2 separate regions of the Homo sapiens genome follow, and region 2 is linked to region 1. Evidence: chromatin contacts called from ENCODE Hi-C or POLR2A ChIA-PET data. All regions are on one chromosome and are shown on one strand. The core of a region is the stretch at or near the end of the contact, and the rest is flanking DNA. Distances in the headings are between cores, read along the strand shown. Region 1 overlaps MTCL2 (microtubule crosslinking factor 2). Region 2 holds the start of MTCL2 (microtubule crosslinking factor 2).

Evidence for each region. Hi-C counts contacts between places; a loop is a spot of excess contacts on that map. ChIA-PET counts read pairs that join two places held with the same protein, here RNA polymerase II (POLR2A). Pooled maps may share reads with other maps.
Region 2: a map of heart right ventricle shows a loop between it and region 1 (5-fold over the local background). The contact joins the promoter of MTCL2 here to the enhancer-like site in region 1. A Hi-C loop is called at or near these places in 46 of 168 maps with a recorded cell type or tissue (B cell, CD14-positive monocyte, GM12878 and 28 more), 27 of 37 single-sample maps with no recorded cell type and 40 of 50 pooled maps. POLR2A ChIA-PET finds 5 or more read pairs at or near these places in 39 of 52 experiments (A549, AG04449, AG04450 and 33 more).

What each region holds. Positions count from the first base shown.
Region 1 is chr20:36,824,514-36,830,790 of GRCh38, forward strand. MTCL2 (microtubule crosslinking factor 2) reads right to left here. Exons shown (of 15, transcript NM_080627.4): 3 at 4,541-4,699. Among named protein-coding and RNA genes, the nearest start is that of MTCL2, 36 kb to the right of the region's middle. RefSeq lists enhancers at 3,040-3,099, 3,600-3,709. Within about 2 kb of position 3,558, at least 6 of the 41 ENCODE cell types and tissues checked have a DNase peak (open chromatin) inside an H3K27ac peak, as active enhancers do; they include B cell, GM12878, heart left ventricle and 2 more, where a contact is called at or near this core.
Region 2 is chr20:36,860,696-36,866,972 of GRCh38, forward strand. It overlaps MTCL2 (microtubule crosslinking factor 2), which reads right to left and starts at 2,843. Exons shown (of 15, transcript NM_080627.4): 1 at 1,963-2,843. The coding sequence starts at 2,649. RefSeq lists silencers at 2,443-2,592, 2,663-3,552.

The DNA of each region.
Region 1 (6,277 bases), core at 2,308-4,807:
TGGGGAGTGACTGTTCATAGGCATGAGGTTACTTTTTGGGGCCATGGAAATGTTCTGGAATTAGATAATGGTGACGCTACAAAACATCATGAATATACTAAAAATCACTAAATTATACACTTTTATTTTTTGTTGTTTTTATTTTAATTTTTTTTTTCAGACAGGGTCTCGCTCTGTCACCCAGGCTGGAGTACACTGGCGTGATCTTGGCTCACTGCAACCTCCGTTTCCCAGGCTCAAGCAATTCTCCCACCTCAACCTCTTGGGTAGCTGGAACCACAGGCTTGTGTCATCAGGTCCAGCTAATTTTTTAAATTTTTGTAGAGACAAGGGTCTCAATATATTGCCCAGGCTGGTCTCAAACTCCTGGGCTCAAGCAATCCTGCTGCCTCGGCCTCCCAAAGTGCTGTGTCTGGTCTGAATTGTACACTTTTTTTTTTTTTTGAGACAGAGTCTCGCTTTGTTGCCTAGGCTGGAGTGCAATGATGGGATGTCGGCTCACTGCAACCTCCAGCTCCCGGGTTCAAGCAATTCTCCTCCTATTTCAACCTCCCAGGTAGCTGGGATTACAGGCGCCCACCACCACACTTGGCTAATTTTTGTATTTGTAGTAGAAGTGGGGTTTCACCATGTTGGTCAGGCTGGTCTCGAACTCCTGACCTCAGGTGATCCACCCGCCTTGGCCTCCCAAAGTGCTGGGATTACAGGTGTGAGCCACTGTGCCCAGCCCAAACTGTACACTTTTAAATGGTGAGTTGTATGATATGGGAATTAAATCATGATTTTAAAATTGCCAACAAACAGTGGCACCTATAAAATAAGACAACCACACCATGTCCGTGGGAAGGCTGTTGGAGGGTTAAACAATGTGCTGGTGTGGTCAAGGCTTCTGTGGTGCCTGGCACAGAGTGAGGGCTCAAACACAGCAGCTATACCATAATAAATCACGTCAACACTCGTATTGGCTTTCTGCCTAAAACACAAGGAGGGGTGTGACACTGGAAGAGAGGGTAGCTGGGCAACAGTGCCACCGCAGCCCTCGGCCAGGGTCTGCCACCTCCCTTCTCTCTAGCGGAGAGCTGTCTCCATGGCAACCACATCAGCTCAGGCCAGGGGCTCCTGTTCCCAGCCGGGTGACAGCACCACCTCGGCAGCCTGTCAGGATGGCAACGGCAGATCTTGATGATGGGACTGAGGCTCTGGCAGAAGAATTGCTCAGGGACCCTCGTCTCCATAGAAACCATGTCAGGAAAGAGACGGAGGAGGGAGAGGATAAACAGCAAATAATAAACACAGGCTCCCGCCTCCTGTGCACAAGCCTGAGACACCACAGGGCACGCGAGGAGAGCTAGACCAGCCTCACTGACACCAGCTGCAAAAGGATGTGAACCAGTGTTTCTTGAGCACCTACTCTGTACCAGGCACCACAAAGGGCTCTTTACAAGCTTTACCTCTTTTAAAAATTTCACAAATAAATTCCAAATACTTTCTTTTCTTTTTTTTTTTTCTTTGAGACGGAGTCCCGTTCTGTCGCCCAGGCTGGAGTGCAGTGGCACAATCTCAGCTCACTGCAAGCTTCACCTCCGGGGTTCATGCCATTCTCCTGCCTCAGCCTCCTGAGTAGCTGGGACTACAGGTGCCCGCCATCACTCCTGGCTAATTTTTTTTTGTATTTTTAGTAGAGACGGGGTTTCACCGTGTTAGCCAGGATGGTCTTGATCTCCTGACCTCATGATCCGCCTGCCTTGGCTTCCCAAAGTGCTGGTCTTTTCTTTTCTGTTTCCCCCCTCCCCCTCCCCCTCCCCCTCTCCCTCCCCCTCCCCCTCTCCCTCCCCCTCCCCCCTCCCCCTCCCCCCTCCCTCTCCTTCTCCCTCTCCCTCTCGATGCAGGGTCTCACTCTATAGCCCAGGCTAGAGTCCAGTGGCACCATCATAGCTCACTGCAGCCTCAACCTCTTGGGCTCAAGTGATCCTCCCACCTCAACCTCCCTAGTAGCTGGGACTACAGGCATGCACAAAGATGCCTGGCTAAATTTCGTATTTTTTGTAGAGACGGGGTTTTGCCATGTTGCTCAGGCTGGTCTTGAACTCCTAGCCCCAACCAATCTGCCCACCTCTGCCTCCCAGAATGCTGGGGTTACAAGCATGAGCCACCACACCCAGCCTCATTCCTTCTTAAGGTTGAATAGTTTTCCATTATACATGTGTACTACACTTTGTTTATCCATTCCTCTGTTGATGAACATTTGGGTTGCTTCTACCCTCTGGCTATTGTGAGTTATGCTGCTATGAACACGGGTGTGTAAATATCTCTTTGAGTCTCTGCTTTCAATTCTTTTGGGATATACCTAGAAGTGAGATTGCTGGATCATATGATTGTTCTATGTTTAATTTTTGAGGAACTGCCATACTATCTTATTCTTTTTAATTTCTTCATAGTATTCTATGGCTACATAATCTTATTAATGATCCTAAACAACCTCATAGGCTGCGTACAGTTATCATCCTGCTTTATTTATTTATTTATTTATTTATTTATTTATTTATTTGAGATGGAGTTTCACTTTTGTCGCCCAGGCTGGAATGAATGCAGTGGCGCAATCTCGGCTCACTGCAACCTCCACCTCCCAGGTTCAAGAGATGCTCCTGCCTCAGCCTCCCAAGTACCTGGGATTACAGGTGCCCGCCACCACACCCAGCTAATTTTTTTTTGTATTTTTAGTAGACATGGGGTTTCGCCATGTTGGCCAGGCTGGTCTTGAACTCCTAACCTCAGGTGATCCACCCACCTCAGCCTCCCAAAGTGCTGGGATTACAGGCGTGAGCCACTGTGCCTGGACCCCCCTTTTTTTTTTTTTTTTTTTTTTTGGAGATAGGGTCTCACTCTGTCTCCCAGGCTGGAGTGCAGTGGTGCGATCTCACCTCACTGCAGCCTCCACTTCCTAAGTAGCTGGGACTACAGGCAGGCACCACCACACCTGGATAATTTTTGCATTCTTTATAGAGACAGAGTTTCACTATGTTGCCCAGGCTGGTCTCGAACTCCTAGGCTCAAGAGATCTGCCCACCTTGGCCTCCCAAAGTGCTGGGATTATAGGTGTGAGCCACCGTGCAGGCTTTGCTTGTTTGTTTGCTTGCTTATCCTGATGTCACAGATAAAGAAACTGAGACTTAGAGAGGGGAAGTGGCTTCAGGGTTCCAGCCACATCTCTGCTAAGGAGAGGCTGGGTGAACTCAGGCAAGCTGTTCCTCCTGAGCCTCAGTTTCATTACTTGTACCGTGACCTTAAGATGCTTTCAGAAATTGTCTCCCCTTTTCACTATCAAGGGTTGCAGCAGCAAGACGGTGTGAAGATGGTGCTCCGTGTTATGGGCCAGGCCATGGGGGTGGGCAGCTGAATGAAGGGAGGGGGCTAGCCACCCTTAGCAGCAAACGCCTCCTCTCCCTGCACACTGAGAGGGCATTGGCACATCACACCAACACACCCAGTGGGAAGGATGGCTGGAGGAATGTTCTGGCCTTGGGCTGTGGTGTCTCAGTCCAAGGACACTGGCAGGCTCGCCCTCGGGGGAGGAAGGCAGGCAGCGCCTGCAGCGAGGAGTGTGCCCTAGAAGAATGCACGATCCTCATATCTCATCAGCAGGCAGAGAGCTAAGGCCTGGCTCTGCCTCTAGGGCCAGAAGCCACCCCAGGCCATTTGGAACACAGAACCCTGGAATGGGGGGATTCCAGCCTTTAAGGGACACCTAGGCTGATGGTTTCTAGCCGGCATTCTGCAGAACCCCCTGAGCCCTGCATGGCCTTGAGGTTGTCCCTCCCTCTCTCTCAGGGGCTGTTTGCTCATCCACAAAATGGGCATGATCGCAACCTTGTTAGCATGAAAATGTTTGAGATAAACTGTCAAGCAGGGCGCATAACACACTGTATACCCAACACACAACAGGAGGAGAAGGTCTGCCAGGGGAGGAACTGGCATGAACAAACACAGACAGGAATGTGTCTCAGGGTCACATTCGGGAAGCACCAGTACCCCAGAGACACTGGCCTGAGACCCAGCCCCTGCACTGACTTCACACCAAATGGCAGGATCTCGCAGTCTCTTGCAGCCACTCCACATGCGTTATTCCTGTTGGTCCTCACAATGACTCAGGGCACCACTGCCCCATTGTATAGGTAAGGAAACTGAGGCACAGAGGGCTGAGCCCCATGCCTGACATTGTTGCATGTTTTCTCAGTTAATCCTCCCACAGCGGCTGTGGTTCTTTGATGAATGACTCTCTCTCTCATTACCCCGTGAGCTCCCTGAGGACAGGAACTGGGTGTGTTTTGTTCACCATTGTAACCTTAGTGTCCAGCACACAATTTACACAGTAGGTGCTCAGGAAATGCATGTTGGAGGAATGAATGAATAAACAACCTTGCCAGGGAGGCATAAGCTGCCCATTTCCCACAAGCGGGGGCTCACAGAGACACTGGCTTGGGGGGGCTTGCATGTGCCCACCTGCCCTAGGCTGGCCCTGCTGGATGCATGAGGTCCTCACCTCTCTCGGTCGCTCCAGCTCCGTCTGCAGCACCTGCTTAGCCAGCTCAGTCTCGATGAGCCGCTGACGAAGCTCTTCGTTCTCCTCCTCCAGCCGCGCCCGTTTCTTCTCCACCACCTCGAGCTCCTTATGCAGCCGCATGGAGATGTCCTTAGAGACCTGTGCAGGGGTGGGAGAGAGAAGGATGTGAGCAGGCTGAGGAGAGCCCCCACTGCAAGTCCCACTGACCACCCGACTTTCACAGCAGGGCAACCCTAGAGACAGGCAGGTTCCTATCGCATCACTGCCACGCTGCAGATGAGCAAACTGAGGCACAAAGAGACCAAGAAACTCATGAAGGAAGCAGTAGAACCAAAACCCAAACCTAGGTACCGCAAGCTCTCAGCATCTGTATCACAGCACAGCCCCAGAAAGCTGGGAAGACCCTGTTCTCAGGAATGCCTTTTCATTTACCTGAGGCTTTTTTTTTTTTTTTTTTTTTTGAGACAGGGTCTCACTATGTCTCCCAGGCTGGAGTGCAGTGGTGCAATCATGTCTCACTGCAGGCTTGAACTCCAGGGCTCAAGCAATCCTCTCACCTCAGCCTCCTGAGTAGCTGGGACTACAGGTATGCATAACCACAACTGGCTAATTTTTGCATTTTTATGTAGACACGGGGTCTCAGCCGGGCGCAGTGGCTCACACCTGTAATCCCAGCACTTTGGGAGGTCGAGACAGGTGGATCACCTCAGGTCAAGAGTTCGAGACCAGACTGGCCAACATGGTGAAACCCCATCTCTACTAAAAATACAAAAAATTAGCCAGGCGTGGTGGCAGGTGCCTGTAATCCCAGCACTTTGGGAGGCTGAAGCAGGAGAATTGCTTGAACCAGGGAGGCAGAGGCTGCGGTGAGCCAAAATCATGCCACTGCACTCCAGCCTGGGCAATAAGAGCAAAACTTTGTCTATAAATAAATAAATAAAAAGAAACGGGGTCTCACTATGTGGTCCAGGAGAGTCTTGAACTTGTGGCCTCAAGGGATCCTCCTGCCTCAGCTTCCCGAGTAGCTGAGATTACAGGCATGAGCCACTGTGCCTGCCTACCTGGGCTCTTCACACTTCCAAAGCCTCTCCCAGCCACCACTTGCCCAGTCCTCACAAAAGCCTGTGGGAGGGCCAGAAGCTCATCTTAAAGGGAGGAGACTGAGGAACTGGGTACAGTAGCTCACACCTGTAATCCCAACACTTTGAGGGGCTGGACACGGTAGCTCACACCTGGAATCCCACACTTTGAGAGGCCGAGGCAGGGGGATCGCTTGAGCCCAGGAATTCGAGATGTGCCTGGGGAACATAGCAAGACCCCACCTCTACAAAAAACCCAAAAAAGTTAGCTTGGCATGGTGGCACACACCTACAGGCCCAACTACTCAGGAGGCCAACATGGAAGAATCACCTGGGCCCTGGAGTTCGAGGTTGCAGTGAGCTATGATTGTGCCACTGCACTCCAGCCTAGGCAACAGAGCGAGACCCTGTCTCCTAAAAACAAAACAAAGCAAAGCAAAACAAAACAGAGAGGGGATTGAGCTGCAGTGGAAACCCAGAGAAGATGGGCCCTAGACCACTGAATCCCATCTCTGCCAGTGACCAGCATGTAGTCCTGGGCAAGGCAATTTTCCTCTCTGTACCTCAGTCTCCTCAACTATAAAATGAACGCAGTGATAACAGGGTCAACCTTACAGGCCCGACAGGATAACTGAAC
Region 2 (6,277 bases), core at 1,593-4,092, 35 kb after region 1:
AGGTTGGAAAGCGTGTTACTGTCCCATTTTTACAAATGAGAAAGCAAAGGTCCAGGGCCTTTAAGTAACTTGCCAAAGATCACGCCGTCAGGAAGCGACAGACCCCAGATCCAATAGCAGCACGAAGCCTGAGCCACTGAATGAATGGTGGAAATTACGGTTCCATCTTGGCCCAAACGTGGGATGTCCCCAGCTGGACCCCGGCCCCTGTGAGATCCCGGGCTCAACCCCCAGCCTCCTGGGACTGTTTTCCCCTTTAAACAGTCATGGGTGCCTCAAACAGACTTTGGGTCAGAGCCTGATGACTTCCTGGGATGGACAGGGGCCCATGGAGATGGGTGCCTAGGAGCCCTGAAGCAAAGCTCTGCAACCCATCCCCCTTCACCAGAGTGAGTAGCAGGAACCGGGAGGCAGGGGTGAGGAACTCAGAGTTTCGGTTAAGGCCAATTCAGGCAGCACTCACTGGAAGCAGCTCAGAGCACCAAGAGGGCAGGAGCAAAAGACCCTTGTCCTGGCTCGTCACCTCCCTCCTCCTCCTCACCTTCCACTTGCCCTCTCCTTACCACCGGCTTCTGAAGACTCAAAGAGCCGACTGAACTCCCAGTTGCCAACACCGAACCCGGCCCTTGGGAAGACATCCTCCCATTTAACGGATGAGGAGACTGAGGCCTGGCTTGGGGAAAGGTGTCTCTTGATTCAGACAGACCTTGTCCTTCCATACTACAAGCATTTACAGAACTCAGGCTGGAGAGCAGATCCCGGGGAAAATGGGGAGACAGAGACATAGTTGAGCAAGACACCAACACTCTAATGAGGGAGAAGCCCATTTGGTCAGAAGAGCCACAAGGAAAAGTTAAAACCTAAGTGCTGAGGGCAGACATAAACCAGCAGCATGCTGTGAGCTCCACAGCCAGGGGCACTCTGGGTGTTGTGCCAGGCCATCATCCACTGACAAGAGTCGGCAACATTTCAGCCTCCTCCAAAACCGTGCCCAGCCAGCGGCAGGAGAGCTCAGGAAGCTTCCAGCCTCCCAGGGAGAGGTCAACACGTGCAAGCTGGGCTGTCCCTAAAGCTGCCATGGCACCTGGAAGCGTGCAGATGGAGCCCGGCTGGCACCCAGTAGGTGCTCATGTCCACTGAAAAAGCAAAGGCAAAGCCTGCTGTCCGGGGGAAGCCCTAGGGTCCCCACATGGCCACAGGGAAGTCCTGTTCCAGGTGGGCAGTTGCCCTCCTCTCACTGCGAACATGGAAAGGCACTGGCCACGAGGGGCCAATGGGGCTGTTGTGTGCACAAGGTCTGCCCCAGGGAGGGCAAAAGACACTGTCCTGGGATTTAGGAAGCTGCCTCTGAACCGGTTCTCCCACGACATCATCCTCCAGGCTGTGGGACCGTTAGGCTGGGCGGAAGTGGACTCCAGCCAAGGGGATGTTCCCAGATGTCATGCTTTCAAACTGGACCCGCCCAGAAAGGCAGGCAGAGACAGGCCTGCGCCCGGGAAAGCCCTGGGTAACGACTCAGGATGGCATTCAGGCCTTTCCTGGGCAGGGGATGGCCACAGGTTTCCCTGGCGGCGGTGTCTATCAATCCCGTCCCAAGAAGGAGAGCCTGGGCGTGGAGGTTCTGGGCAGCTGAAGGCAGAGATCCATCCCTTCCCTGGCTACCCACCCCCACCTCAGCAACGCCTCCCAGAACGCTCCAAAGCTTTCTCAAGTCCCCGCTCCCAGGTTAGGGCCCTGTAGCCAGTTCCAAGGTCTTTTTCAGGAGCGCGCTTCCCAAATAAAGTTGAGAGGGGGCGGGGGGAATGAGGGAGCCCCAGATCCACCTCAGAGTGGTCCCCAGAGGGCTTGGGCCCCTTTCTCCGGATTGTTCAGTGGGAAGGAGGGCCGGCTGGTGCCTCAGGCCCGCGGGACTGTGACAGCCGGCGACCCCTGCGACCTCCCTTTCTACCCGGGCGCCCCCACCTTGAGATAGTCGTTCTCCGAGCGCAGCTCCTCCAGCTCCCGCACCAAGCCGCTGGGCCCGCAGTCCAGCATCTCCTCGGTGAGGTCGGAGAAGGCAAGCGAGGCGCTGAGCGGCAAGCGGCTGCTGCCCACCGACGACGCGGCCACCGACGGCTCGTCCGGGGAGGCGGGCGGCCGCGGGGGCTGCTGCGCGGAGGGCGCGGGCTGGGCCGGCTGCCCCGTACGGACCCCCGCCGGGCCCCCGGCCGCGGACTCGGCGTCGCTGCTCAGCGCCAGCTCCAGGCCCAGCAGGCGCGCCTCCTCCGACGCGCAGTCCGACACCTCCGAGCTGCTATCCGTGAGGCTGGGGGGCGGCGGTGGCGGTCGCGGCCCCGCACCCGAGCGCGGACGGCCCTTGGCACGGACCCCGGTGCGGACCCCGGCCACCCGCACACCCGCACCGCGCGCCCCGGGAGCCACTGCGCGCCCCTTCTTGTCCGGCCGTGAGGAGAACGCGGCGCTGCAGGCGACTGCTGAGCCCGGGCCTGGGCCGCGGCGGCCCTTAGCCAGCGACCAGCCGGCCACGTCTTTGGGCCGGGCCGGCGACGGCGCGCGGTGGCTCTTTTTCCTCTCCGGGGCAGGCGCGGGTGCAGGCGCGGGCTGGGGACCGCAGCCCCGGACCGGGGGCTCGGCCGCCGGCGCCTCCATCGCGGCCTCCCTCGGCCTCAGCGAGCTGCGCGCATGGCCCAGGCCCGCCCGGCCTCGACGTCCCTGGGGAGGGACCCGGCGCGGCTCCGGCCGCTGGGGCTGCGGCTGCTCTCGGCCCACCTCGGCCCCGACACCGCGTCCCCGTCCCAAGCCCCGCCGCGCGGTCTCTCCGCTGCTCTGGGCTCGGAGAGTGCGGCCCGACCGCCTCCAGGCGCCCCGGCTCCGGCTGCGGCTCCGCCCGGCGCCCGCCCCCTCGGCCTCGCCGCGCCCCCGGAGCGCGCCCGGGCCCCCGCCGCCCGCACGCCGATCGCTCCCTCGGGCTCCGAGTCCGGCTGCGGCCCGGGCCCCGGCTCCGCCCGGCGCAGCCCGCCCCCCGCGCAGCCCCGCCAGCTCCCCGCCCCGCCGCCTCGGCTCGGGGGCGCGCGGTTCCGCGAACAAAAGGCGGACGCGGCGGGAGCGGCAGGGAGGGACGCAGGCAGGGAGCGAGGGAGGGATCTGCGAGGCAACAGCGACCCCTTCGAGGGTCAGGCTGGCGCGGGCAGCCGCGGCCCGGGCTCCCTCCTCCTCCGCTCCGCCGCCTCCTCCCCTGCCCGCTCGGGGAAGGCACCCGGCGGAGGCGCCCCTGCGCCCGGCGTCCGGGCAGGGCCTGCGAGAGCGGCGGGAGCCGGGACTCCCGGGCCGAGGCCGGGCGGACCTCAGTTCGCAGGAACCCGCATCCATGCACGCCCAGCGCCTCGCCCCTCGCCCCGTGCCGAGCGTGCGCGAACTCCGCCCCCTTAGCCGGCATCGCCGGAGCCGCGATCCCATCGCACAGATGCGTAAACTGAAGCCTGGGGTGCACGCGCCAAGCTCACGGTCTAGGCGGCGCCGATGGGACCCAAAGCTCACACCTCCCGGGCGCGCTCGGGCTCCCCCTGCCTCGGCTTCCCTCTCCTGGCATAGGGACCGTGAAGCCCTGTGTGCATGCCTGGCTCGCGCACCTTGACCGGCGGATATTTCTCCCCATGCGCCCCCGACCCGGGTTTCAGGCTCTGTACGGCTAAAATGGAAGCGACCCGTAGCTAGGCGCGGTGGCTCATGCCTGTAATCCCAGCACTTTGGGAGGCCGAGGCGGGTGGATCACGAGGTCAGGAGTTCGAGACCAGCCTGACCAACATGATGAAACCCCGTCTCTACTAAAAATACACAAATTAGCCGGGCGTGGTAGCGCGTGCCTGTAATCCCAGCTACTCGGGAGGCTGAGGCAGGAGAATCGCTTGAACCCGGGAGGCGGAGGTTGCAGTGAGCCGAGGTCGCGCCACTGCACTCCAGTCTGGGTGGCAGAGCTAGACTCCATCTCAAAAAAATAAACAAATAAATAAAAACAAAAATAAAATGGAGGGGACCTATTACGAGATGTCAGCCTAGCGGATGCTTTGGAAGGCGGTTTTGGCCCCCGTGGGGGCTGGCATGGGCTGGGACGGTTGCCCTGACCCCACACGTCCCCACCAGGAGCAGTGCAGGAGGACTTGAGCTCTGATGGGCGTGTTTTCTTTCCTCCCGGGCGTCTGGGCGTCTCCTTGGCTCCTGGCCGTGTTGATTTTCCCATGTCTCTCACACCTTCCCCAGCCCCCACACCGCCTGGCCGCTACGCCCCCATCCCTGAGCCACCGCAGGGCAGAGCTGGATTGAGTGCTTTGCCCCACAGATGTACCCTCGTCCTTAGGGTGCCCCACACCCCTTGCCACCAGAAGGGCAGGGCTGTTTTTGCCCCTTTACAACCTCTTTCTCCTCCTGTTCTCTCCTCCCCCTCCCATTTATCCCCTGCTCTTTCTTCCTCCTTCTTCTCCCATCTTTCCCCTTCCTTTCCCCCCTCCTTTTCCAAGTCTTCCTTTTCCTCCTCTTTCCCCTCTTCTTCCTCCTGCCCATTTTCTCCTTCTTCTTCCTCCCCCAATTCCCTTCCTTCACCTCTGCACCTGCCTGTGACACAGCAGGCACCAGGTCCACTTCTTTGTCTCTGTCCCACCTCCCCCACACGCTGTGAATACACTCCTGGGGCATCCCCTCTCTCCAGAGGCATGACTTCATCTGGATCCAGGTGAGTGAGTGCTCCTCCACCCCAACGCTAGGTGCCCTCCATACGGCCAAGTGAGGAGCAGGCACTCAGCAGGCTCTTGGCAAACACTTCCGCAGGGGCATCCCCACCCCCTCCTAGCAAGACACCAGCTCCCCTCACGGCCCACTGACTGTCCACAAACCCTGTTTGCACAGGCGCCAGGTACACTGAGGGACGCAGTGGTGGGCATGTCAGTGCCTGAACTCATGGAGCACACAGTGTGTGTTGGGGGGGACCACAAAAGACTCAGCACAAACAGGGTGGCATGGCATGTGGGCAGGAGTGCTGGAGAAGGATGTGGGAGCCGCAGGCTAGTGACCCAGGGCAGGCCTTCCCACATTCCGGGCCTCAGAGTCCCCACCTGCTCTGGTCTAATGTAACAGATGACAGGGTCCATCCAGCTCAGATGCCCCTGGCTCTAGTAGGCTGCATCTAGTCTGGCACAGAAAGATGCTGTGAAGCTCTTGGAAAGTGTGTCCTCTCTCTGTGCTTCAGTTTCTGCCCCTGTGCAGAACATAGGTTTGGAGGTGTTGGGTGGTGTGAATGCAGGGACATAGCAGACCAGGCTGGCTCAGCCACTCCTGACACACCCTTGGTCACATCAGTGGTCCTGAGATTAGAGTGGCCTGCATCTCTCTTCTAGGGCAGGGATCTGAGTCCTGGCTCTACCACCTATCCTCTCTGGGCCCAACACTCATGGCTGGCCAGGGAGGGGCCTGTGGGTCCCACCTGCTCTGAGGTGCTTTGGATTTGGGGAGTCAAGAATCTACATTGTAGACCCAGGGAAGCCTTGAGAACAACAGGGCTCTGGTGGGGAGGGACTAGGTGGGGCTGACGTAGGGGCTGTGGACTCAGGGTCAGTTCAGACCAGGGATACCACAAAGGAGATAAGACTTGTTGAGAGTCCAGAACTGGCTACATTGTAGACGGGGTGACCGTCCTTGCGCCGGCACATCCTGCAGCTGTGTGATGCGTGGCCTCTTCCTGTGTGCCGGGCTCTGTGCTCCACATTTCAGTAAAGGATCTCCAAAAGGTGAAGATACTTCTTGTGACTGATTAATATTTTCCAAAGGGTATATCTCATCCCAATTGCTCTTCTTACAATGTGACACTGATGCTCCTCCAATTGAGCGGCACATGTGTGCGGCACGTGTGTGGGGGCACTGTGTGCCCCCACCTTGAATCTCAGCAGATCTTGTGACTGTCTCAACCAACAGAGTATGGCAGAAGTGTTCATCTGTGACTTCCAAGGTTAGGTCATAAAAAGCAACATGGATTCCACCCAGCTTGCTTCTCTCTCTCTTTCTCTCTCTCTGTCTCTCTGGCCACTCACCCACCATGATAGGAGGAAGCCCAGGCCTCATGGGGAGACCGCATGAAGGTGATCTAGCCAACAACTCCAGCTCTGGTCCCCACTAACCACCAGACATGTGAGAGAGTGAGCCTGCAGATGATTCAGCCCCCAGACTTGGAGCTGCCCCAGTGGACAAGTGGAGCAGAAATGAGCTGTCTCACCAACCCTGCCCAAACTGC